Regions from separate parts of the Homo sapiens genome. Here all the other regions are linked to region 3. Evidence: read pairs that join two places in POLR2A ChIA-PET (ENCODE). Cell type or tissue: HepG2. All regions are shown on one strand. Each heading gives the region's core, and the rest is flanking DNA. Links, peaks and the distances in the headings are about the cores only.

Region 1 (6,020 bases), core at 657-5,656, 170 kb after region 3:
TCCCCTCCACAAGCAGCCCATGGACACTGAAGCTTATTCCTGGAGAGAAAGTGATTGGGAGATCCAGGGTTTTGCCTGGCTTATAGTTTCTGTGGCATCATTTGCCCTAGATGCTCAAACGTCCTATCTTGTCGGTGGAAGTGGCAAAACCACATTTGACACCGCTCTAGGTGGCGGCTCAATGGGAGTGGAGTGCTGCGCATCTCCTGTTTGACCTTTCAGTCGCTGCATGGCTCTTCCAAGCTGCCGCAGCCTGGAGAAATGTGAACTTTCACCAAAGCCTTTGCAAATGAGCTTTTCCAGACAAGGCAGATGGCTTTGTTTGGCCAGGCCTGAGGACCCCGGGATTGACTTCCTTTCTGCTCTTTCTTCTCACTGTCCTCTTACTCCCCTGCACCTCAGACCTTCAGCTAAGCAGATTCCACTCCCCCTGGCCCAGGCTCTGGGTAGAAATTGGAAAAGGAGCCGGGCGCGGTGGCTCAGGCCTGTAATCCCAGCACTTTGGGAGGCTGAGGCGGGTGGATCACGAGGTCAGGAGATCGAGACCATCCTGGCTAACACGGTGAAACCCCGCCTCTATTAAAAATACAAAAAATTAGCCGGGCCTGGTGGCAGGCGCCTGTAGTCCCAGCTACTCGGGAGGCTGAGGCAGGAGAATGGCGTGAATCCAGGAGGCGGAGCTTGCAGTGAGCCAAGATTGTGCCACTGCACTCCAGCCTGGGCGACAGAGCGAGACTCCGTCTCAAAAAAAAAAAAAAAAAAAAAAAAAAATTGGAAAAGGAGGCTCTGGTGGATTGAAGAAGCAGCCCTGGCGTATTTTTCTTACTTAAAACTTGGTCTGGGACTAACTGCCTCTGGTCAGAACTGATTTAGTTTTTAGGAATCATTTGTAAGACAGACACTGTGGGAAGGCCATCCTTTAAAGCCATTGATTCCTGTAATAATTATTTGCTGAACACTGGCTCTGTGCTGGGCACTTATCAGGGGCTGAGGATATGGTGGTGAACAAAACCAACAGCAGTCCTGGAGCTCAGGCTCAACAACTCTATTCCTTGCACACATTCTAGCCGTGGAGAATGTGGGTTGTGTGCTTCTCACAGCCTTGAAGGCAAGGGCTGGATCCTACTCTCCATTGTATCCTAAAGGCCCAGCTGAGATTCTTTCATATAGAAGGTATCCAATGAATGTTTGTTGTAGGAATAGATGTTTTCTGTATTTCCTAAGACTCTAAAATGAATGTTACTTTTATAATCAGAAGACCATAATCCATGTTGGCTGGGTGCAGTGGCCCACACTTGTAATCCCAGCACTTTGGGAGGCCGAGGCAGGTGGATCACCTGAGGTCAGGCGTTTGAGACCACCCTGGCCAATATGGTAAAACCCTGTCTCTACTAAAAATACAAACATTAGTGGCACGGTGGTGCATGCCTGTAATCCCAGCTACTTGGGAGTCTGAGGCACAAGAATCGCTTGAAACTTGGAGGTGGAGGTTACAGTGAGCTGAGATGCGCCACTGCCCTCCAGCCTGGGTGACAGAGCGAGAATCTGTCTTTAAAAAAAAAAAAAAAAAAATGACTATAATCGATGTCTAATTTTAAAGAAAAAAAAAAAGGAAGGTTGGGCAGGGCGAGATTTTGACATGGTTTATAGGAAGCCTGGGGTTTTTTTAGTTGACTGTTAAGTTTTCTTTGAGGCAACAGGTGATGGAGCTGCTAAGGACGCCACCACAAAGGGAAGTCCAGTCCGGTATTTGGTTGCACTGCTCAGACCCCATGTGGAATATTCCATTCCAGGCATTTATTTTAAGAGGGGCATTGACAAGATAGACCACATCAGAGGAGGTCGTCTGATGGGGACCAGGACAGTATTACGGGAAAAATTCCAGAGGAACCAAGGAGACTCGAATAAGGAGAAATGAGGTGGCTACGTTAGATCTTGAAGGACTACCCCTGGGAGGGGGGCCAGGCTGCTTCCCCAACCATGAGTGGCCGTTTGTGAAGTTACCAAGAGAAAGGCTGATCCTTGGGCTGAAGAATTTAGCAACACCTCAAGATGCCCAACTCAAACAAGCTGTGTTTATGAAGTACCGAGGGGTGATGCCCCTTTCCCCAGAAATATTCAGAGACTAGAATTGATGAGGCAGCAAGATGGGGCCAGGGACCACTTTGCAAACCACTGGTGGGTCCTGCATTATGAAAGTCCAGCCTGGTCCAAACCGTCCCATTTCCAGACCCATAGAGCCCAACTGGTAATATTTCAGGAGGATTCTGTATAAAATTATATCTTTAAGCCCTGGTCTCCAGTAGATATTGGTTTAATTACCAGTTATTTACTGCCATGCTCAGTAGATGATAGACAAGCAAGAGAAAAGGATAAAATGAAAAAAATTAAAAAGAAAATTCCAAACCCTTTGAGGTAGTAGGAAGAGCCCCCTACTTGCTGAAGATGATTAAGAAATAAAGAGAAAGCTTTTCTTGGAGTCATGATGTAAGCCCAAAGGGAAAGTAGGTTCTTATTTATGAAAAAAGGTTATAACTTAAGCTGTTCAGAAGCACAGCAATTACTTGGAGTAAGATGCCTCTTAATTCATTTGGCCTCCTTTGTAGGTGGCTGAGTAAGTGTTTCTGCGTCCTCGGACTCCAGCCCTTCTTTGGTCGCCACTTGCTTTTGTTCACGGCAGGTCACTGGGTACTCCAGAGGCATTGTTGATAATAACATCTCTTTCCTCCCCCACACCACCCGCAAGCAAAGCTTTGGAAAAACAGCCAAGTGTTCAGCAAAGTGAAGGCTTCGCTTTTCTTCCTCCCCGCTCCTCCCCTTGTTGAGAAATCCCATTATCCGGGAGAATGATTGTGAAACTCCAATCTGTCTGCCGCTGAGCTGTGGGCCGTTCTTCTTGCCTCCTCCGCCCCTGCCCTGGTCCCCTTGTCTATCTGCAGGGGGAAGACAAATATCTATATATTAAAGCTTTAAGAATCTATAAATCTGAGTTGATTCTCTGCTGGTGACAGCCCAAGCTCTTTCCCACCACGTTTGACATGATCTAATGGGTTTACAGTTGTTTGAGTGCTTCTCTGAAGCAAATGAAAGTGCTTAGTTAGGGGACGTATGAAATGGCATTGTTTGTTCTGGGCACTACAGCAAAGCTAGGGGATCATCTTTAAATTATCCACCCTTTCTCTTCAGCCACCCCGCAGAACAAGGGGCTCTGCCGCTGAAGGAGCTGCAAAGACAGTTCCTACTGGCCTTGCCTTTCTGCTTGAGAGGTGCCAGGACTGGGGGGGTAGGATGCATCCCCAGCTGTATTCATTTCGCCAGGAAGCTTGGGGCTAATTGGGAACAGAAGAATGCCCAGGGGATGAGGGGAAGGGGACGGGAGAAGGATGGTCTCACCAAGGTAGAGGAGTGACAAATACTTGCTTCTAGCAAAACAGGAGTAAAAACAAGAGAGACTCCTAATGAGAGCTTTGGGGCAGTTTGTGCTTTCCATTCTCAGGGGCCAGCAGTGTGGGTTGGTGTGATTAGTTGCCTTGCTACTTGGCGCAAAACCAATTCCTCTTTTCAATATCAAGTTTCATAAGCGTGGAACAGTAACAAATCATTATAAACCCTCTGGGACTGGTGGGTGTGTGATGATGCGGGGTTGTTTTTCTTTTTCCCCCTCCTCTTTGATAAGCCCATCTTTTCAGCCCAGGTACATTTTTCCCATTGTAAACAGAAAATGGCATGGGAGGGAGTGTGTCTCGGAAACTTGCTGTATTGTTAATCTGTTATTAGGCAAAAGTCTTAACACCAGGCTGGGTGCTCAGATGCCTCATTGTGAGCTGGGGATGGAATTATGCATCATGAATAAAAACCGCTGTCAACATGCATTGGTTTCAAAACATTAGAGCATATGGTATGTGATTATCTGTATTGTCAAGTGCAATAAAGTGAATTTGGATATAATAAAGGATGTAATATTTTAGAAATTTGGTAATAAACTAAGGAAAGGATGACAGCTGAGGTTCCTTAAGGCCCCAGACACAAATAAATTGAAGTTACTGGTCTCTGTGGCCAAGTGGCAGAATGGCCGTAACATGGCTATCTGTGCTCGGTGATTTTCAAGTTGGGGAAAGCTCTGCTGTCGCTCGGTTGCCTTCTCTGGAGGACGCAGGGATGATCTGGCCCCCATGCTGGGTGGTGGGAGAGGCGGTGGCTCCCGTTGGAGACCCAGGTCTTGCCTCCTTGCCTGGCCTCAAGGTGTGCCCTGTGGCCTGCTCTGAGTGGCAGACGCATCTGCCTCCAGTCAAGGGCCGCCTTGTGCCAGCCATCAGGACATCTGAGGACCCCTCTCCCCTAGACAGTCACCTCTCAGTTAATCTCCAGCCCTCTTTGTCCCCATTTGGTCAATGGGAAGATGTTGCTGTAAACGCAAGGACCCTGAGCAGCCGCCCCTTGGAGGCAGCCGTCTTCTGGAACCCACATCCTACAGGGCCAAATTATTAAGTCATGACAGCAAGTCAATATAAGTAATGAGAATGGTCCTCTAGAGAGGCGTGAGTGCTTCAGCATCTGATGGGGGCTAGGAACTGTGCCAGGCTTCGGTGTACTCTCTCCTTAAATCCTCTATAACCCTATAATGCTGCTGTCCCTATTTGAAGGATGAGAAAGCTGAGACACAGCCAATCAGTTGTGGAACAGAGATTACAACCCATGTCTGAACCCAAAGCCCAGGCTCCTTCCACTTACAACCTTTTCTACAAATCCAGAGGCTCTTTCCATTCATAGTCCACAAATAATAACCCACATGTTCAGAAGGCCTCACCACAGGAAACTGGAAACCTTTACATTACTGGGTACCTAGGGCCTTGAAAGAATGTTCCAGAAAAAAAAAAAAAATAGAACCAGGTGACCAGCTGTCTCCTCTCTGTTCCCACTTGGGCCTAGCAGGGGCTGATCTGCCTTCATTATTCCTGGGGTTTTCCCTTAGCACTGATTTTTCTGTCCAGCTCTAGCAGGGTGAACCCATTTATCATCATATCCTAACAGTTTGCCTTGGTTCAGAACTCATCTTCCTCCTCTGGGAAGGGCTCCTGCCCCCACCAAACCAAAGTTTATCGATGAAGGCTGAGGCAGCATCTGTTTGCATCTCCTGACTGACTGCTTTTGTGTTTCTGACCCTGGCTTTACCTTGACCCCTGGCATTTGACTTCAGGGCTTGCCTTGGCCCCCAGCCTACAGGAAACCCCGGGTGAGGCCTGCCCCCCACACCCTCCACTTAGGCCTGGCCCCTTCCTTCCACCCCGGCATTCTGTGGCTCTTCCAGTCCTGGCTTCCAGTGCTGGTCTTGCTAGCTGCCCTGCCAGGTGGACGGCTTCATTAGTAAGCGTGAAAAATTGGGAGTGCCACCATCAGGCCAGGCTAAAGCAATTTGGATGGCTGGGAAAAGAGAAGACATTTAGTCCATTTCATGCCTGGATACCCCTGTAATTCCTGGGACAGGCTGGGAAGAGGCTTCAATAAACCCCTCTGGCCTAGGAATCTTGTGACCAGTTTGCACTGGAGACGACAACTAGGTGAGTTCAAATACACTTCCAAATCGCTCAGCTTTGGTACCTCAGAGGTGGCTCTGCTAAAGCTCTTATCACCGCAGTCAACATTTATTGATAGCTAAAGTATTTTCAAGTCTCAGCTGGTAGCCCACTCATTCCAAGCAATATTGGGTATAAAATCTTTATATAAAAACAACAGACTTGTGCAGGCATAACCAGAACTAGCATTATCTCATTTAATCCCCATGCCAGCCCCATGAGGTCAGCATCTTTTTTTTTTTTTTTTTTTTTTTTTTGAGACACAGTCTCGCTTTGTCACCCAGGCTGGAGTGCAGTGGCACGATCTCTGCTCACTGCAACCTCCACCTCCCAGGTTCAAGCGATTCTCCTGCCTCAGCCTCCCAAGTAGCTGGAACTACAGGCGTGTGCCACCACGCCTGGCTAATTTTTGTATTTTTAGTAGAGATGGGGTTTCACCATGTTGGC
Region 2 (6,020 bases), core at 347-5,346, 81 kb before region 3:
TTGGGCTCCAGAGGGCCTGCATCTGCCTGTGCTGCGCTGCCAAGCTCCGTGGAGGAGCAGTTGCCTAGGTCAGCGTCCTGTGGCCTCACCAGGGGAGACTTGTCTTAGTTGCCAGGATGGGCAGAGAAGAGGGGATGGAGCAGACACACTGTCTGCCGCTGTGGGTGTCAACGGGGGCATTTTAGGTGGATCATGGGGTAGCTATGTGTGGCATAGACACCCACTGATTTGAACGGACATCTAGGTCTTAATTTCTTGCACGAACTCATTATTTCCCCATCACCCTCATTTGTTCCTGCTGTATGAGGAGCATTCTTCCCACAGGTTCTGAGATGGTTTTATTTTTGGTGATGGCTGGATTTCCCAGGTTATGCAGCTGTATGTTAGGTGACAGTAAAAGGAAGACTAGGTTGTCCCTGTCCTTAAGGATCACACACACAAAAATAAGGCCAGGTGTGGTGGCCCATGCCTGTAATCCCAGCACTATGGAAACTGAGGTGGGAGGGTCGCTTGAGGCCAAGAGTTTAAGACCAGCCTGGGTAACATAGCAAGGCCATGTCTGTACGAGAAATTAAAACAATTTTTTTCCCTCATTTTGCGGGTGGAGTCTGAGGCCTTGGAGGAGGGGTGGCCGGGAGAGTCTCTGAGCAGCACAACATGGGCTGAGGCAGCGCCCCGCCGGAGCCCACACCCTGGTCCTGCGAGGGATGCAGGAGTGCCTGACCCAAGGAGGGGTACCGCATGAGGTGGCTGCACAGACAGGAGGCAGCTTTTCCTCATCTTACCCGCTGGCTCCCGCGGTCATATACTCCCCGGTCAGTCACAGACACCTCTGACCTCTGATGGGACATTCAGTGACACTTCCCTTGTAGCCCTTGGCTTTTCAGTTCCTGAAGGAGCCAGCAGGTAAGATGGGGAAAAGCTGCCTCTGCTGTCTTCCAAGTGGCTGTGCATGTTGGCCCATGGATACTTATATCTATGTCACCAGCTGACACCTCTCTTCTTCTGCCTGGCTCGGAAGGTGTTTTGTTTTAGTTTGGTTTGTCTTTAATAAGGGAGCAGTGGCCATTTCAGAGATGGGTGGCTGTAGATCCTCCTCCTGAACCAGCAGAGGCCAACTCCATTCCATCCTGGACCTTTCCCTCCTCCTTCACTTTCTTCCAGCCTCTCCTCTTGACCTGTGGCTCAGAAGGGCATGTGACAAGTGCTGTCCCCACCTCACTGACCCACTGATTGCTCTTACCAGATTTGCTTCTTTGAGCCACTGGGGCAGGGACTGACTGGGCCACATGCACCTGACTGCTGAACTTTGCCAACCTGCTTGTGAGCTGGAGGAGAGCAAGGCAGGCATGCAGAAGAGGAGGGTTGAGTTGCCACAGCTCAGAGCCCAGTGCTGCCAAAATCACCACTTTGTCATTTGGTACATCAGAAAGTGGTATCTACCTATGTTTATCACAGCACAGTTCCCAGTTGCAAAGATATGGAGCCAACCTAAGTGCCCATCAACTGATGAATGGATAAAGAAAATGTGGTATATATGCACTGTGGAATACTACCCAGCCATAAAAAAGAACAAAATAATGTCTTTTGCAGCAACTTGGATAGAGCTGGAGGCCATTATTCTAAATGAAGTGACTCAGGAATGGAAAACCAATTATCACATGTTCTCACTTACAAGTGCAAAGGCACACAGAGTGGTTTAATGGACATTAGATGCTCAAAAGGAGGAAAGTGGGGGAGGGTGAAGGATAAAAAAACTACATATTGGATGCAATATATGCTATTCAGCTAACAGGTGCACTGAAATCTCAGACTTCAGTATGCAATTCATCCATGCAACTGAAAACCACTTATACCCCAAAAGCTATTGAAATACAAAAATTATTAAAAACAAAAAAAGAAAGTGGAGTCTAAAAAAGGGACGTGTTTGAGTCCTGAACACAGAGCAAATGAGTGTGGGCTGTCTTCTTGCACCGGTTGCCCCCTCGGCCCTGTTAAGAGGCCAAGCCTGGGCACCACTGGGTGTGCAGCGGCTATTCCTCTTTTTTACCCCCTTTGCTGACCGAGTTGGTGTTGTCATCTCTTCCCTGACCATTTGACCCACCTCCAGCTGGCCACCTCCTTCCTCTGTTCCTCTGCCTGTCCATTTACCAGGCACCTACCCAGGGGGATTTTAGGAAAATGTAGATCAGATCAAATTCTTAAGGGGCTCCCATACGGATGCCTGCCGTACCAAGCGTGATGCTTCAGCATGACTTATGCACAATTTGGGATCTGCCCCGGCCTCATTTTCTGGCGTCTCCTCTTGCTACTCCTGCACACACATCTTAGACTGCGCTCCATGACCTGTTGTGTTTCCTGAACATTCTTCACTGATTGCTACCTCCTGCCTTTGCATCTGCTGGTCCCTCTGCTGGGAATGCCCACCTGCCTAGTTCAGTGGGGCTCCCTTTTTTCCTTCAAGCGGCAGCTTAAACCGTGCCTTTTTAGCAAAACATTTCCCGTCACCCCCATTAGGTTGTTTGCTGCTGCTGCTTTTGTAGCCTCTAATGCTTCGTTGCTGTATGGTGCAGGTTACAGACCCTTAGCTACAATTCTCATATCCCCCAAATTTTGAAAGCCAAACTTTTTTTTTTTGTAATTCATCTGGCTACAAAATCTGAACTGTCTTCAGACACTTGGTAGTATTTCTTGATCCCGCTTAGTGTGGCTATCTGTGGGTTTTGCTTACTCCCAGCGGGTTTGATCACAGGTGCTGTTCCAAGCCCTGGGGGAGAGGAGGTGGGTACTGTAGGCTATGTGATACATGACTTATTACCTGTCTGCAAGCAGAAACACCTACATCCAAACCGATTTGGCCCCAGGGCTTGGGATAAGAGATATAGGTCTGTATTTCTTGGTTCAAGTTGGCCTCTTCCTACTAAACTGTAGGGCCTTGGACTATGTCCTAGTCAATATCTTTGTGTTTCCTTAGAGGCCTCATGATTAACTGGCACTGTGAGAGTAAATACCCAGTGAGACTGTCTTGGTGAATGGATAATAGTAGCTAACATTTATGAAGCTCTCACTGTGTGTCAGGCTGTGTTCTAAATGCTTTACTTATTTCCGCTCATTTGATCTTAACACTAGCCCTATGAGAAGTTACTTATCTTATCCCTGTTTGATAGATGGGAAAACCAAGGCAGCTGCTGCTGAAGTAGCTTGCCTGGGGTCATGTGGCTTGGAAGTGGAGAGGGAGATTTGAATTCAGGAAGCCTGATTTTAAACCACGGACTAGTAGCAATTGGAAGGACTATACCTTGTCCCACTGCAGTGTTTGTGCCTTCTGGCTGTCACAGTTGGAATAGAACTGCTCATCTGAGAGTGTTTTTGATAGGGTGATAAAATGACTAGACATGAGAGTTAAGAAGGGAAAAACCTCCCGTGGTTATTGAGTGTTTTACTGAGTGCCAAATGGAGCTCGGTACTTACAGAAACAGACCATCCACTGGAAGTAATAGCTGTCTTCATGGTCATCTTGTCCAACATCTAAAAAGATGACAAACCACAGGGCTGGGCACGGTAATCCACCGTAATCCAAGCAACTTGGGAAGCTGAGGCAGGAGGATCACTTGAACCTAGGAGTTTGAGGTTGCAGCAACCTATGATTGTGCCACTGCACTCCAGCCTGGGTGACAGAGGGACACCCCATCTCTAAAAAATGAGAAAAAGAAAAAGTGACAAATCTGAGGCCCAGAGAGGTAACGTGACTCATCTGAGGTCACACAGCCAGTGTACATCGCAGGGACCCAGATCTAATACAGTGGGTGCCTTTTCTCTTGCTTCAGCAAGGTACCTGGAATGAGTGCTGAGTCCTGTGGCTTTCAGCCCAGAATTGTGGAAACTCTACCCTTGGTTGGCTATCTTCTTCCAGCTGACCATGTGATTTGTGAATTGGTGTCAGACAAACTTTTAGAACACAAGAAGTGTTCTATTCAACACGTCTCTTCTTTGTGGCATCAAGGGATAATGTGGTGTGTGGGGGCCCCAATCCTTTGCTCCTACTCTCTGAGCTTCGGGTAGACAAAACAGGATTGATTGTGTCTCTTTCACCAGTTAGTGTGATGACTGCTTTCACAATCTTGTCGCAAAAACCAAGCCACTATGGGATGCCTCCAAGGTCATTGGCTGATGGTGTTGTGCTAGGGAGGCCCTAGTTTGTGAGTAAAGCTGGGATATGAGGGACTTGTAGTTCAGGCTCAGCCTTCTGTTCAGGGTGAGACATTTGCCCTTGACTGCTTGTGTGTGTGGGAGCCCATTGTCAGGCAGGCCCGTAAATCTGGTCTGAGTTTGATACTTCTTTCCCCCTCCATCTGGGACAGGTGAGTTGCATTTCCCAGGAGTAGCTCAGATGTTTTTGGCTTCACCCCCTATAATTTAGTATGCAAAGGCACTACTGTTGGGGGGAGTGGGTAGGGGACACAGATTTCTTTCTTTTTATTAATTTCTTTAACTATCTGTTTATCTCAGCAAGGTTCATGTTCTAATAGCAAAATAACCAGACTCAAAGGTAACTACTTCTTTATGGCAAAAATCCCAAAATGTGCCTGTATTGGCTTCTGTCCATCTGTCTCTTTGTCCTTCTGTTCATCCATCCATCCATCCATCCATGCATCTACCTAGCCATCCATCCATGTATTCATCTATCCATCCATCCATCCATCCTTCATGCAGCCATCCATCCATGCATCCATTTATCCATCCATCCATCCATGCATCCATCCATTCATCCATCCTTCATCCATCAATCCATCCATCCTTCATCCATCAATCCATCCATCTTGTCCCCCATCTGGTGAATTCTTTCTTTCCTTGTAGGCTTTCTGATGTAAATGTAGACATAACTTTGTATATATTTCTCCTCTTAAAAAATTAGATCACATTATACATTTAGATCACATTATAAAATTAGACCCCACTACAGAAAACATGTTGTTTTGTAAGTTGCTCCCAGTGCAGTTTTTGCCGGTTACACACATCAACAGCAACATTTTCAATGGCAGCAGAATGCTCCATTGTATAGATATAACCTAATTTAACTAATCCTCTGTGGTTGGACAGCTGTGTGGCTCAGCTTTGCCTGTATAAACAGACAATGAACATCTTTGAAGAGTCTTTTTTTTTTTTTTAAACCCACTTGTTTGATTATTGCCTGAGGAGACATTCCTCTATATGGAATAGGTGGGTTAAAGTTTGTGTGTTTGGTTTGGGTTGGGTTTGGTGGAGGGGGACTTTGAATACATTTTGGTGGTTTATGTGGCTGAATTTTAGTTGTCTTGCTGATTCCTCAGTCATTAGGTTTTGGGGGCCCCGATAGGAATATAAATTCATTTTAATATTTGTGAATGATTAAGAAAGTAGATCTCTTGGGAGGCTGAGGCAGGAGAATCGCTTAAACCTGGGAGGCGGAGGTTGCAGTGAGCCAAGATTGTACTCCAGCCTGGGTGAGGGGAGTGGAGACTCTAGCTGGTGTGTGCCCTGAGATGGTATTTGGACAGTAGTACCCAGTAATGACATAGAAGATGCTGGGATTGTGTGTTGTTTCACTTTGCAAGAATGCATTCCAGGGGTTTATTTGAATTTCTCCCTGCAAAACAGCTCTACATTTTGTAGAAATAGGATTATTAGAGGAGGTTTTTAGCACCTTCAATTACATTTGGAAAACACTGTATTTCTTTTGGCTTGGTTGTTAAAGACAAGTAAATAATTTTTTTAAAAAGGTAAATGGTAATATTTTGCATTCCCAAGAGTGTGTTCTGTCCTTTAAAGTTGCTGTGTTCAACAGTAAATTATTTGATTCCTTCTAACAATACCCCTGTGTGGGAGGCATGTATAAACTTCCATTAATGGCAAACAACATGGTAAACCCAAGCTCAGAAATGTGTAATTTCTTACCCCTCTGGGTGGGCCAGAAACTCATAGTGGGGTTTTACTAGGATGTAACTGTGGGTGTTTGTGTGGGGAGGGTTAGGGGGTGTGTG
Region 3 (6,020 bases), core at 654-5,653:
GCCCGAGGTGGCAGCTTCTCCAACTGTTTATTTCAGGTGGCAATCAAGATGGGTAAGACTGCTATCAAGGGGCTGAGCTAAGGGAGTTTAAATATGTCATTACTGTAAGTGGAGTGGGTACAGAGTGACACACCGGGAGCTTTAAATAACTTAAATTGGAGGCTTGTAAACCCTTTTGTGTTTTTCTTCCACCTTCCTCCCAGAAAACACACCCCCTCTCCCCAAGGTTAGAGATGTTGTTACTTGTTTATATTTAAGATCAGGTCACGAAGCGTGGCCACTGGCATAAGGACTCTGCCAACTGAGGTTAACAGCTAACAGGTTGGCAGAATCCACACGTCACCATGAGCTACCCAGGGGTGAAGATGGCATTCCCACCCCTGGGTAGCTGTTCCGGGGTTGTCTGTCCTTGGAGAAGGGTAAGGCAGCAGATACTCCAGGGCTTCATGCTGGGCCTAACAGTGGACTGACCTCCCTGGGACAGCCTGATGGGTTGTTCCTTTGCTGGCCTCGGCTTCTCTTCTCAGGGAAGGGGTTGGAAAACTTAAAAAGGGCCAGATATTAAATATTTGCAGCTTTGCAATCCATGTAGTCCTTGTTGCAGCTACTCACTTCTGCTCTTGTAGGATGAAAGCAGCCATCACCAGCAGGTAAACAGATGCATGTAGTTGTGTGCCAATAAAACTTTATTTACAAAAACAGGTGATGAACCAGATTTGGTCTGTGGACCATAGTTTGCTGACCCCTGGACTGAATTATTCCTGAGGTTAGTTTTAAGCTTGAAAAGTCAGTAATGTAGAAAGTATTCAAACATTAATAGGATGGATAGATTATAATCTAAGGTATCTATAGGCTATAACCAAAATAATACGTTGTCAGTAGTAATAAGCATGGTATATAATCAGCAGTCTAAACCATGTTAGAGTTTATTTTGGGACTTCATGACGCAGGGACAGTGAAGGGATTCTTTATTTGGAAAAAGCCACTATTTATAAACTGGAACTTCATCCTATGAGTAAGAGCCAGAAAAACTGTTATAGTATTTCCATCTCCCTATTTCACCAGCTAGATGTAATTAATGACACTCGGAATTTTTGAGGTCCAGGTTTTACTATGAAGATCCTTTTACTGTGCGCTGTTTCTGAATTGGAGTTACTGGTGCTAAGCTTTCTAATGCATTTTACAATGTGCTTCTCAAGGGTGTCAAGTGAGATGGTTGGCAGATCTATTATGTAGGTGGTGAGGCTGATGTTGAGAAAGGTGAGGAAGTTCTCCAAGATCACTCAGCCCATGCTGAGGAGAGCCTGGATAGTCACTTGTTTGTGCACAACCTACCCTTCGCCTCTTTTTACTTTTATAAAGCCCCACCTCCCACTTTACCACCAAGCAGCATCTTTCTCAGAAGGAGCAGGTTTTGTTCATTTGTCAAAAACGTTGATATACAGTAATTTGTTTTACTGCCCTGGGTTTCTTAGTGGACGTTATCTGTGTTCCTGATTCCATACACACAGGAATGATGTATATAGGCCATTCCAAAAAATGGCAGGTAAATGATGCTCCAGATATGCCCGTGTAGACCCTGGCGACGAGGCGGCCTGTTCTGCACTGTTCTCCCGGCAGAGCCACCCGGAAGAGCCCAGCCTGGTAATTAAAATGCACTGGATCAAAGAAACTCCACACACACGGGCTTCCTCCTTCTCCCCTTCAGGCCCCTCCTTCAAGTACCGGTTTCTTAAATTCTCACTTATAGGATTTTGGAGATCAAAAAGAGGCCTTTAAACTTAATGAATTCTCCGCTTCGTCCCGGATGGAGCCGTTCCGCACCTTTCAGCTGTTCCCGGGAATGATAGGGCAGCTCAGTGCCGAGCTCGCTAGGTAATTCTCGCTTTCTAGAACTCCTGTGAAAGCAAAGCAGCCCGCATTTGGAGGCTTCCAATTATACTTCACATGGTGAACTGTGTAATTAGTTTGGAAGACTTATGCTTAGTCATTGGTTTATCCTAATCGGCTTTGGCTTTCCCCAACAACAAAGTGAGCTTATTTTGCTAAGCTGAAACGACTCTGCACCCTTTGTTCCTGCCTTTTATTGTCTCATTCCTTTCATTCTGTGTTACTGCCAAAGTTCTGTTTCATTAGGCCTACAAGTCATTTCCAATTCAGTGGGCTGCTACAATCCGGCCTTTATCACGGGCTGCTCTGGTTCCCATGTCCCTTCTGGGCCAGTGCCTGAGTTTGTGGTTTGACATGAGGGCTTTAACCCCTTCCTGTGCCAGCCCCTCACTGTGGTGGCCGGGAAGAAAAGGCCTTCCAGGAACCGGCGTGGAAAGTTACAGCTCTTGAGGTCTCGTCAAAGTGGGAGATCGCTGTGGAAACCAGGTGAAAGGGTCCTTGGAGCCCTTTGTGTCGGATTGGGGTTGTGTGGGGGCCCATAAAAGTTAACTTGAGCTCTGGAGAATGGTGTGTGAAAGCTTTTTAGGGGAAGAAAAAAAGAAAACAAGAGTGAATTGTTTTTTTTAATGTAATGAGACCTTCCCGTTTATCCGGCCAGCGTGGGCGATTGTGGGTGAGTGAGGCCCGAGGAAGCGCTGGGTGCCTGCGATCTCCCAGCTCCGGGGTTTTCTGTGCAGGTGCGAAGCTGCATTCATGGCCCCCACTCAGACACCCCTTTTGATACTGTATGTGTGAGGAGAGTCATACCTGGAATAAAAGTCTCATAAAGCCCTTTGAAATTTAAAAGGCATGAGATCTGTGAGAAGATAAATAAGCCTGAGAGTGGACTGTGATCCTCAGGTAGTGTTTTCTTGCTTTAAATGTGTGTCGTAGATAAACAGAGCTCTGTGCAGTGTGGTTCTCTCAGAGGAGGCTTGGAAAACAAAAGTCTTGTGTGTCCTTTGTGGACATCTGAGCTCCCGTGAGGCTTTGTCCTCTGAAGTGGTTCATGTAGGTGGGTTGCCCGGGGAGTGGTCAGCCTCCCGGGCCTCACCCTGTCCTCTGCTCCACCTTTTTCTGGAGAGCCTGGGTGTTGCCCTTCAGACCTTCTTCAACGACAATTGTAGGCTGGACCAGGAAGGACCATGCGCACGCTCTTCCCTGGCTGAAGGCTACTTTTGTGTTTAAATTTTCTTCCTCTAATAGCCCAGAACAAAGCCAACACTGTCCCCATGTTTTATTAATCTTCTGCCTGGTTTGTGTCAGCATCTCCCTCTGGAAGTGTGTCATAAGGGGAGGGGACTTTATTTGCCCCCTGACCCCTGGCCAAGCTGCTCAGTGGGAAACAGCACAGCGAGTAGACAGGAGAATCCTGCTTCCTCTGCCTCCTCCACCTTCTAGGCCAGGTGGCAGAGGCAAACAAACCTTACCCATGAGTAATATGATCCTGGGGCTTTGCAGGTAAACCCTCCTGCTAAACAACTTTGTGTTTTCCTGGTGAACTTTTCCTCCATAGACTGATTTCGGCTGAAGCCAGTAAGGTTGTCGAGTTCTAAAGATTGAGCACCCTAACGTTACTTCTCTTAAATTTTCGTATTTTTGCTTCAAAAAGGAGATTCTGAAATACTGGGTTTCTAGGAAAACTTCCCATTTCCCTCTTAGTATATAAAATATAGCCAGCTGTTGTTAGGCAAAGGCATCAGACATTATTATTGCTCGTTAACAGTGTTTTAAAATATACAAATAGAAAACTAGGATGCCTTCTGGGTAGCAAGCTGGGAAAACTTTGAGATTGTGCTAATCAAATGCCATGTGCATTTGCATAGTAGGTAGAGGAACAAGGCCGAATAGAAGAACAAGGCTCAAACTTCAGCTTTGCTGTTTGACCGCATTTCCTGGTATGATTTAGCTGTATTTACTTTTTCTGCTGCGGCAAGGAGAGGAGAGCCAGCGGTAGGGGAGCCCTTGGGCACAAAGGAGTTAATGAGCCCTGGGTGGGTAGGGGCGGGGGGGCGGTATGAAGTACTTCCACCAGCTCACCTTCCCAGAGTCCTCCTGGGCCCTCTGAAGACGTCACTTAACAATGGAGTTGTTAGTAGGAGAAAATAAAGCCTTTTTCTCCCTAGATGTAGTTCAGTGGGAACTGAAAGTGTACCAGAAATCATGGTTCAAGCTTGTGCCAGTGGGTGCAAGGGGTGGTTCTTATGGAGGAGAAAGCGCAGTTCATTTAGACTTGGCATTGAAATCGAACTCTGTTGTTCGGTGGAGTGAACATTGATATGGAGATTCCCACCCGCCCCCCACCTCCGTAGGATACCCCCTTACACAGGTCCTGTATGCTTTTCTTTTTCTTCCATTTTCTTTCTTTATTTTCTTCTTTTGTCCTCTTAGAAATAGTCTCTCTGTAGACCGGCCAGATTTGTCAAGTTACCACCCTCTAAATTTTTACAGCTCCGTATATTCAGACTTGGTATTTGTGAATTAGCTAAAAGTGGGCTGCCAATCTGTACTTTATTTACATTCGAAGCCATATTAGTGAGAGCCCCAGAAAAAAATGTTAATATGCAGGAAGAGGCAAAAGGGTTGAGTTTCTGACTGTTGCTAACCTCACCACTGCCTTTAAAACCAATCATGAGGCACACGGCTGATATTTAATAGCTTTTAGCTGATTATTTTTCTTCTCCTCCTCTTTCTTTTCTATCCAAGTTGACCTGGGTGTACTTGAGTGGAAATGAAGTCATCCAAATGCTGAATTAGAATAATCACAGGCCTCTAAGAATGAAATGGAAGCAGAGATTAAATGGCGGAGGGAAAGCCGGCATTAATAAGGACCAGGAAAACTTTGCATAAAATAAATAGGAGATGGAATAGATTGAATTTGTATATGCTGCTTCCATTTCTTCCTCCATTTTGTGTTGTCTTCCTAAGTCGAGTTACTGGCAAAGTGGGATTTGATTTGCCACAAGGACTCATACCTTCTGCAGCCTAGGTGATGGGCCTTTCTTCTTTGTGGGACGTTTGTGTGACCATTGATGTTTCCAGGAAGGAAGAATCTGATGGAGGGGCTGTTACCATGAAATGTTGATGATTACTTGGTACAAGTAGTGCGTGGGAGACAGATGAAAGAGTGTGGGGCACAGGCACAGTGGCTCACGCCTGTAATCCCAGCACTTTGGGGGGCCAAGGCGGGCGAATCATGAGGTCAGGAGTTCGAGACCAGCCTGGCCAACATGGTGAAACCCTGTCTCTACTAAAAATACAAAAAATTAACTGAGCGTGGTGGTGGGCACCTGTAATCCCAGCTACTCGGGAGGTTGAGGCAGGAGAATCTCTTGAACCCAGGAGGTGGAGGTTGCAGTGAGCCGAGATCGTGCCACTGCACTCTAGCCCGGGTGACAGTGTGAGACTCTGTCTCCAAAAAAAAAAAAAAAAATGGGGAGTATGGGAGCCAGTGCACCACAGGCCAACTTAATATTATGATGATTCCTCCTCGTAGGGAGAAGACCTGGGCAGGATGCAGGTAGGGTGACTGGTTGTCTGGGTTTGCCTGTGACTAAGGGGGTTTCTAGGAACTTGGGCCTTGCAAACTAGAATGAATTGGTCACCTTCAAGCGGAGTCTGGAGAAGTCAAGACACTTGGCCTGACACTCTAAAAGGGTCAGCATCTTCCTTGACCACCTCCAAGGAGATTTAAATACTCCTTCCTGCGTGCTCCAGAACACTAACTTCATACCTGTTTACATTCTGCCTTCTTCATTTAATCCAGCTGCTGGGTAAACAGCCAGCATGGGGCCTTGCGTGAGCACAGGCCGGCAAGTGTTAGATGAGCAAGTGGCTGCTGAAGGCAGGTCAGACAGACCCACAGTCTGTCTGTCTGTGCACCCCTCTGGGCTTCTATTTGGCGATTATTTCTGTGTCTCTTGAAAAAAAAAATTCTGCCCCAATGTAGCGAAAAGTGAGCTTCTTGTAGTTAAAGAGCAAAATAAGGATTTAATTAAATTAAAAAAAAAAGAAAAGAAAACCCAGCAGAGTGGTTTGTTTACAGGAAGTCGTTTTTAGGTGGTCTGTTATAGAAGATGTAATTTGTGAAA
Region 4 (6,020 bases), core at 289-5,288, 150 kb after region 3:
AAGAACTCAGAGGTTCAGCCAAGCGCGGTGGCTCACGCCTGTAATTCCAGCACTTTGGGAGGCCAAGGCGGGCAGATCACCTGAGGTCAGGAGTTCGAGACCAGCCTGGCCAACATGGTGGAACCCCATCTCTACTAAAAATACAAAAAAAACAGCGAGGTGTGGTGGCGGGAGCCTGTAACCCCACTACTCGGGAGGCTGAGGCGGGAGAATCACTTGAACCCAGGAGGCGGAGGTTGCAGTGAGCCGAGATGGCACCACTGCACTCCAGCCTGGATGACAAGAGCGAGACTCCATCTAAAAAAAAAGAAAGAAAGAAATCAGAAGTTCTTTGACATCATTTTAATTCATACCTTCTCCAAATCAGAACCACAAAAGCAGCATTACCTACACCCAGAATAGACACAGACATCAACAGAAGCACAAAGTGAGATGGAACCCTGTCTCCCAACCTGAGAGGGAGAGTTTGGGCTAAAACACGCCCATGTGAGGACAGCATTTGGAAAGTTAATGCTAAGGAAATAAGAAGGATGGGAGTAAAAAGAGGACAAGCCCCGATGTCCTGTTTATCAGCTCCCCCTCTCTCCTCTCCTGTCTCATCCGCTCCCGCCTTGAGGATAGCGTGGTTTCCCTGGACTCCTTTCCAGACCAGCTGCAGCCCCATTGGCAATACCAACTTCCCTAGCTGGGGTTGGCTGGACGGTGTGGTTCTTGGCAGAAGATGACACATGGGTAGCAGAGTGACTTTGGCTCCTGCATCGAGTGCTTGTCTCAGCCCCATCCATAGCCATATAGAATCCTAGTGGTGAACATGCAACACCCCTGAGAGCCACTGACCAGGCAGGCACTGGGGTGAGGGAAAGTGAGGGGACTGTGTGGGACCAGCTGTGCTGACGACAGCCTGCCACCCAAGGGATGCCTGTCCCTGCACCCTGGCTTTGTTCCTGCACCTGGTCCCCAGGAAGCCAAATCCAGTGCATTTTTCCAGCTTCTGCTCAGAGACAGCCAGTGTCTGCAGAAGGGCCAAGGCCACTGGACGTCTGGAGAGAGTCTGGCCACAATGGCCAAGTGGTGGACGTCTCCACAGGCTGCCCCGTGCCCCTGCAGAGGCAGGGCTTCATGAAGCAGGAGCAGGCAGCTCAGACCTGGGCCGGGCCACCTGTGCAGGTAACTCCTTCACTGCTATTGGTCGGTGGAATTGTAAGATCAGTTCTTCAGCAGGATGCTGCGGGTTTTCTGAGGCCCGTGGCCATCTGGATTTGTGCTCCGAACATATTATACCATGTTAACAGCTTTTAAAGTAGAAACACATGTGATTCTGGAAGGCTGGGATGGGGCAATGGAGGAGACTGTTTAAAATTGCTGTTTGGTATCTCTCGTAGTACAGTAGCAAAGGTAAAAACCTATTATGGTCCACGGAAGCAGTTCATTGCGTAATGACATCTTCATAACTTGCCCTGCTAGCTGGCTTTTCTCACAGTCTCTGCGGGGAAGTTTTGTTCTTTTAAAATATTTTCTGGGGTGGTGGAGGGGGAGAGTTTGGAGGCGCTAAGCCCCTCCACTGAAACTCCTGGGATGGGGGACTTGCAGTAACCCGTGCCCCTCCGAGGAGCCCTGGAGCGGGGTTGGTGGGGACACTTCCACCCACTTCCATGGGGATTTACAAGGTCTGCTTCATGGACATTTTCAAAACTCTTCTCTCTGCTACTTCCTCCCACCACCCCCAGATCACCACGTTTTGGGAGAAGAGTGGTTGGGAAACAAAGACTCAGATATCAGCCTGCCTTTTAGAAATCCCAGATTTTAACCACCTACCAGCTGAGCAACCTTAGGCCAGTTATATAATCCTCAGAGCCTCTGACTCCTTATCTGCAAGATGGGGTAACAGTAACACATGCCTGCTATTATTTATTACTGATGTTGCTGTTTCTGAGCAGTATAATAATGCTGCTATTATTAACAATTACTGCCGGTATGGAGAGGAGTCATTAGGGCAATGCCTGTACGGTTCCTCGCAGCTCAGTAAAGGCGGTGGTTGCCACCAGCACAAGCATGCCTTGCAGGTTGGTTTTGGTTATTTAATCTTTGCCAAGTAATGCATTGTGGGTTTCTGTTCTGTGAGCATCCCAGGAAAGGAGGCAAGCCAGTTTCGCCCCAGTGGAACTGGGGCAGGAATAGAGGTGGAAAGATGGAAAGCCCACCATCCTCCCAGCTCCAAAGGAGCTGCTCCCTGCTTCAGGGGAAATGGTGACTTTCCAGAGCCCATCTAGCTGATGAAGCAAATGGCGGTGAGGTCGGTGCCCTCTGCACAGGCTGATGTGCACATTTAGGGAGTCAAGTATGGAAACCTCTTGTTCTTGCACTGTCTGTTCTTGAGCAATCATGAAGAGACCTCACAATCCAGAAGAAACCAAGCGAAGTGATGAAACCACAGCCCTGAGATGGAGAGATGGCGGTGTGGGTGGGCCTGGGAGCTTTGCACAGGGTTCTGTCTAGGTGGAGGGTGGGAACATTTGATATTTTTGCCCACCTGCCTGGAACACACTGTATGTGCAGTTGCGTCACCCATGTCTCAGTCCCTGAGGCCTGTCAGCCCCAAGCAGGCCCCAGATATCACAAAAATCCCCGCTCTTGCTCTCCCGTCTTGCTGTTTTCTGACCCCAGCATATCCATTTCTGTGCGGTTTATTCTGAGAAATCCTGTGTGAATTGTGCTTGAACTAGCGGGTCAGAGACTGTCTCCCACCTCCACCCCCACCTGACCTTTCATCCAGACTGCAAACAGGAAGCAATAAGAATTGTTTGCCCAGTTGCTGCTTTGATCTTCTGGGCCCCTTTTGGGGTAGGAGGCTGTGCTAATGAGGAAACATGGGCCAGAAGTCCACAGGCAGGGGAGCTGTGAGGACGACAGAAAGGTAGGAAACCCGCAGCCAGGTGCTCCAAGAAATGGTAGCGTGTGCCCAAGAGCAGTCTCTGCCGCCCCTCTTGAAGCAGCACCCCTTTATCCAGAGGGGATCGGCTGCATGTTTAATGAGAACTTTAGAGGCCTGGAAGGTGCCTACCTAAGCAATAGCAGGTGGCAGTGGCCCCATTTTAAAGATGAGGAAACTGGCACCCAGAGAGGATTGGTTCAGACGTTATTCGAATTTGCAGCTTTGGAGCCCAACAGGCCTGGATTCAAATTCCGGTTCTTTCTACTTATTATATATATAAGCTACTTAACCTCTCTGACCCTCTCTGATTTTCCTCATCTGTAAAACAGGGATAAGAACACTTCTTCAGATGTGATTGCTATAGATTAAATGAGGGAACATATATAAAGAGCCTGATATATAGAAGTGTCCAATAAATAGCAGCTGTTGTTTTCCATTTATCTATCCATCTGCCCGTTCATCCATCCATCCCCATCCATCTGCCCATCCATCCATCCTTATATCCCTTCACCCATCCGCACATCCAGTAAACAGTGATTGGTAAGCCAAGTGCTGTGGCATCTCAAGATGTTCAGAAATGGATCCTGGCCAAGAAGCTTATGTGTCTAGAGACATTTCTAAGACCGTACTTCCCAGGCCTCTTCTCATGGTGCTTTCATACACAGAGGAAGCATTCTTCTCTTAGCAAAGGCATTGCCTGCTGGTCCCAAGCAACTCCTACCCTGGGCACTGGTGTTGCCTGTGGCCTGAAACCAGGGATCTCCCTCTCCTAGGCGACTGGAAGTGCAGAGCTGCGTAACACAGCCCTTCTTAGATCTGTGCTGTCGTAGCACGCGACAGTGGGTCCCAGCTCTCCAGCAGAATGCACCCACTGCTGCACATGCTGTTGGCCAGCTTTCTGGAGGGTGGAGGAGAGCCATCTTTTAAAAATACTATGTTGGGAAAAAAAATACTTCTGTTTTCATTTCACCAACATAAAAAAATGTAGTCACTGCAAACACTGACAGGCAAACTGGTGGCTAACAAATCAGATCCTCAGGGACTGCACGAATGGAGAGATAAGTCTTGGTGTGTGAATTGCACACGGACTATTTTTTTTTCCTTTTTTAAAAATGCGTACAGGCCGGGTGCGATGGCTCATGCCTGTAATCCCAGCACTTTGGAATGCCGAGGCAGGCGGATCACCTGAGGTCAGGAGTTCGAGACCAGCCTGACCAACATGACGAAACCCTGTCTCTACTAAAAATACAAAAGTTAGCCAGGTGTGGTGGCGCATGCCTGTAATCCCAGCTACTCAGGAGGCTGAGACAGGAGAATCGCTTGAATCCAGGAGGTGGAGAATGCAGTGAGCAGAGATCGCACCACTGCACGCCAGCCTGGGTGACAGAGCAAAACTTCGTCTCCAAAAAAAAAAAAAAAAAAAAAAACAGTGCATAGATTTGTGGGGTCCATGTGCAGTTTTGTTATGTGTATAGGCTGCATAGTGGTCTAGCAGGATTTTTTTTATATCCGTCACCCGAACAACATACATTGTACCCATTAAGTCATTTCTCATCACCTACCCCATCCACGTGGACCATTTTTCATACCAATGGCTGCACACCTTAGAGGCTTGCTCTCTTTAGTGATTTAATTGTTTCTCCTGTTGGTTCCTGTGGAAAGTTCTGTTTCTCTCCAGCCCTACACTTGGGGACCATTTATACTCACTCAGGCTTTCCCACAGCCCTGTGAGATAAGGACCCTTGTACACATGGAAAAACTTGAGAGCAGGTAGGCCACTGCCCAAGATCCCAGGCAAGCTAGAACCAAGCTGGGAAGCGGGCTCTGGGCCCAGGATCAGAACCCCAAGGCCCATTTCCATTCTATCCCCAAAATAGTGAATGACATTGGATAAAGCACAATCCATGTCAGTAATCTCCAGTCCTTCCTAATGTGGACTCTCGCCTTCCAGCATTTAACATACCCATAATGGCCCCATTTTAGTGGCTGACTGTCTGTCTGTCTGTCTGTCTGTCTCTCTCTCTCTTTCCCTCTCACACACACACAGGCGCGCACACACACACACACACACACACACACACACACACACATAGGCCTCTGTACAGATGGACCCTGCTTCCAAAATGGAGAGTTTGCATTTTCCTTTCATCCCTCACCTCCTAGTCCCCAGGCCCTCCGCCCTCCCTAAAGATGCTGTGGTGAAGGGGTTCTGGAAGATCCCATTGTCTGGCCTGTTACACGCTCTGCTGAACAGCCCACCTGAGCCAGAATGGGCCTGGGCACCTCCTCTGAGGCGTGTCACATTTCCCAAGCGCAGCCTGATGAATAGGACGTCCTTTATGGCCAGCCCCCTGCACGTGTTTCTCTCTGTGCAGCTGATACTGTTGTGCTCAAGACACAAAGGCCCCCATGTCCCTGGCTGCCCATCCTCTCTGCCTGTGTGAAGGGCGTGCCATGTGTTTGTGGATTTCTTGCTGGAACAGGGCACAGATGGCTGGGTTTGAGTGCAGCAGTAATTAAGAATTGCCCAGGAGCTAACATATTTATGGGCACTGGCCCAGGACAGCCCAGAAGGTCGCCTTGTAATCAGGCATCACGTGACTCCTAGGAGCCAGTTAACAATGGTATGGCCGTGGCTTGCATCCTCTGCCCTGTGCCCTTAGAGGGTTTTCTTTTTAATTGGGGACATTTCTGAATGCATTTGGGTCCTTCCTCTGCTTTGGGGGAAGCTCTGATGTTTCTGGGCCTCAGTGGGTCCAAGTGAGGTGGCCTGGAAACCACCAGTAAGCACACGAGGTTGGGGTGATGATGATGGTGAGGCCATTCTACCCATCTCATGGCTACTCAAAGTCAGTATTGCAGTCTGAGTCCTGGGCAGGGTTCTGGAGACAGTGCTGCTGTCAGGGGAGCTCCAGCCCTAATAGGAGACTATTTAGGGCATTTATGGAGCTTGCAGCCTGTGTCCAGCACAGTGCACAGATGTATAAAGTGTCTCCCTGACCTTTGGAATTGGGAGTCTCATCAAGTATGTGGTTAATGCTAAATTGTATGGTATTTCCTTTGCTTGTTCATTCAATAAATGATGCGA

Evidence for each region. ChIA-PET counts read pairs that join two places held together with the same protein. Peaks named below come from ENCODE experiments on the same cell type or tissue, not always from the same donor. Only the 100,000 strongest peaks of a DNase experiment are listed, where the experiment ranks them.
Region 1: POLR2A ChIA-PET joins it to region 3 with 12 read pairs; 2 of 35 experiments call an interaction of 5 or more read pairs at or near these places.
Region 2: POLR2A ChIA-PET joins it to region 3 with 10 read pairs; 3 of 35 experiments call an interaction of 5 or more read pairs at or near these places.
Region 4: POLR2A ChIA-PET joins it to region 3 with 14 read pairs; 3 of 35 experiments call an interaction of 5 or more read pairs at or near these places.

The regions. Positions count from the first base shown.
Region 1 is chr17:57,575,201-57,581,220 of GRCh38, forward strand. All of the region lies in intron 7 of MSI2 (musashi RNA binding protein 2), which reads left to right. Among named protein-coding and RNA genes, the nearest start is that of MSI2-AS1, 30 kb to the right of the region's middle. RefSeq lists enhancers at 3,755-4,255, 4,256-4,756. In HepG2, for the core only: no CTCF peak of the experiment used is centred there; DNase peaks (open chromatin) are centred at 2,741 and 5,201; H3K4me3 peaks cover 1,146 bases.
Region 2 is chr17:57,323,580-57,329,599 of GRCh38, forward strand. All of the region lies in intron 5 of MSI2 (musashi RNA binding protein 2), which reads left to right. Among named protein-coding and RNA genes, the nearest start is that of MSI2, 70 kb to the left of the region's middle. In HepG2, for the core only: no CTCF peak of the experiment used is centred there; no DNase peak of the experiment used is centred there.
Region 3 is chr17:57,404,664-57,410,683 of GRCh38, forward strand. The region is part of intron 6 of MSI2 (musashi RNA binding protein 2); the gene reads left to right. Among named protein-coding and RNA genes, the nearest start is that of MSI2, 150 kb to the left of the region's middle. In HepG2, for the core only: a CTCF peak has its summit at 3,875; DNase peaks (open chromatin) are centred at 2,218, 2,878 and 3,868; H3K4me3 peaks cover 1,337 bases.
Region 4 is chr17:57,558,763-57,564,782 of GRCh38, forward strand. All of the region lies in intron 7 of MSI2 (musashi RNA binding protein 2), which reads left to right. LOC107984993 (a long non-coding RNA gene) reads left to right here. Exons shown (of 2, transcript XR_001752947.3): 1 at 1-1,167. Among named protein-coding and RNA genes, the nearest start is that of MSI2-AS1, 47 kb to the right of the region's middle. RefSeq lists an enhancer at 2,608-3,108. In HepG2, for the core only: no CTCF peak of the experiment used is centred there; a DNase peak (open chromatin) is centred at 2,799.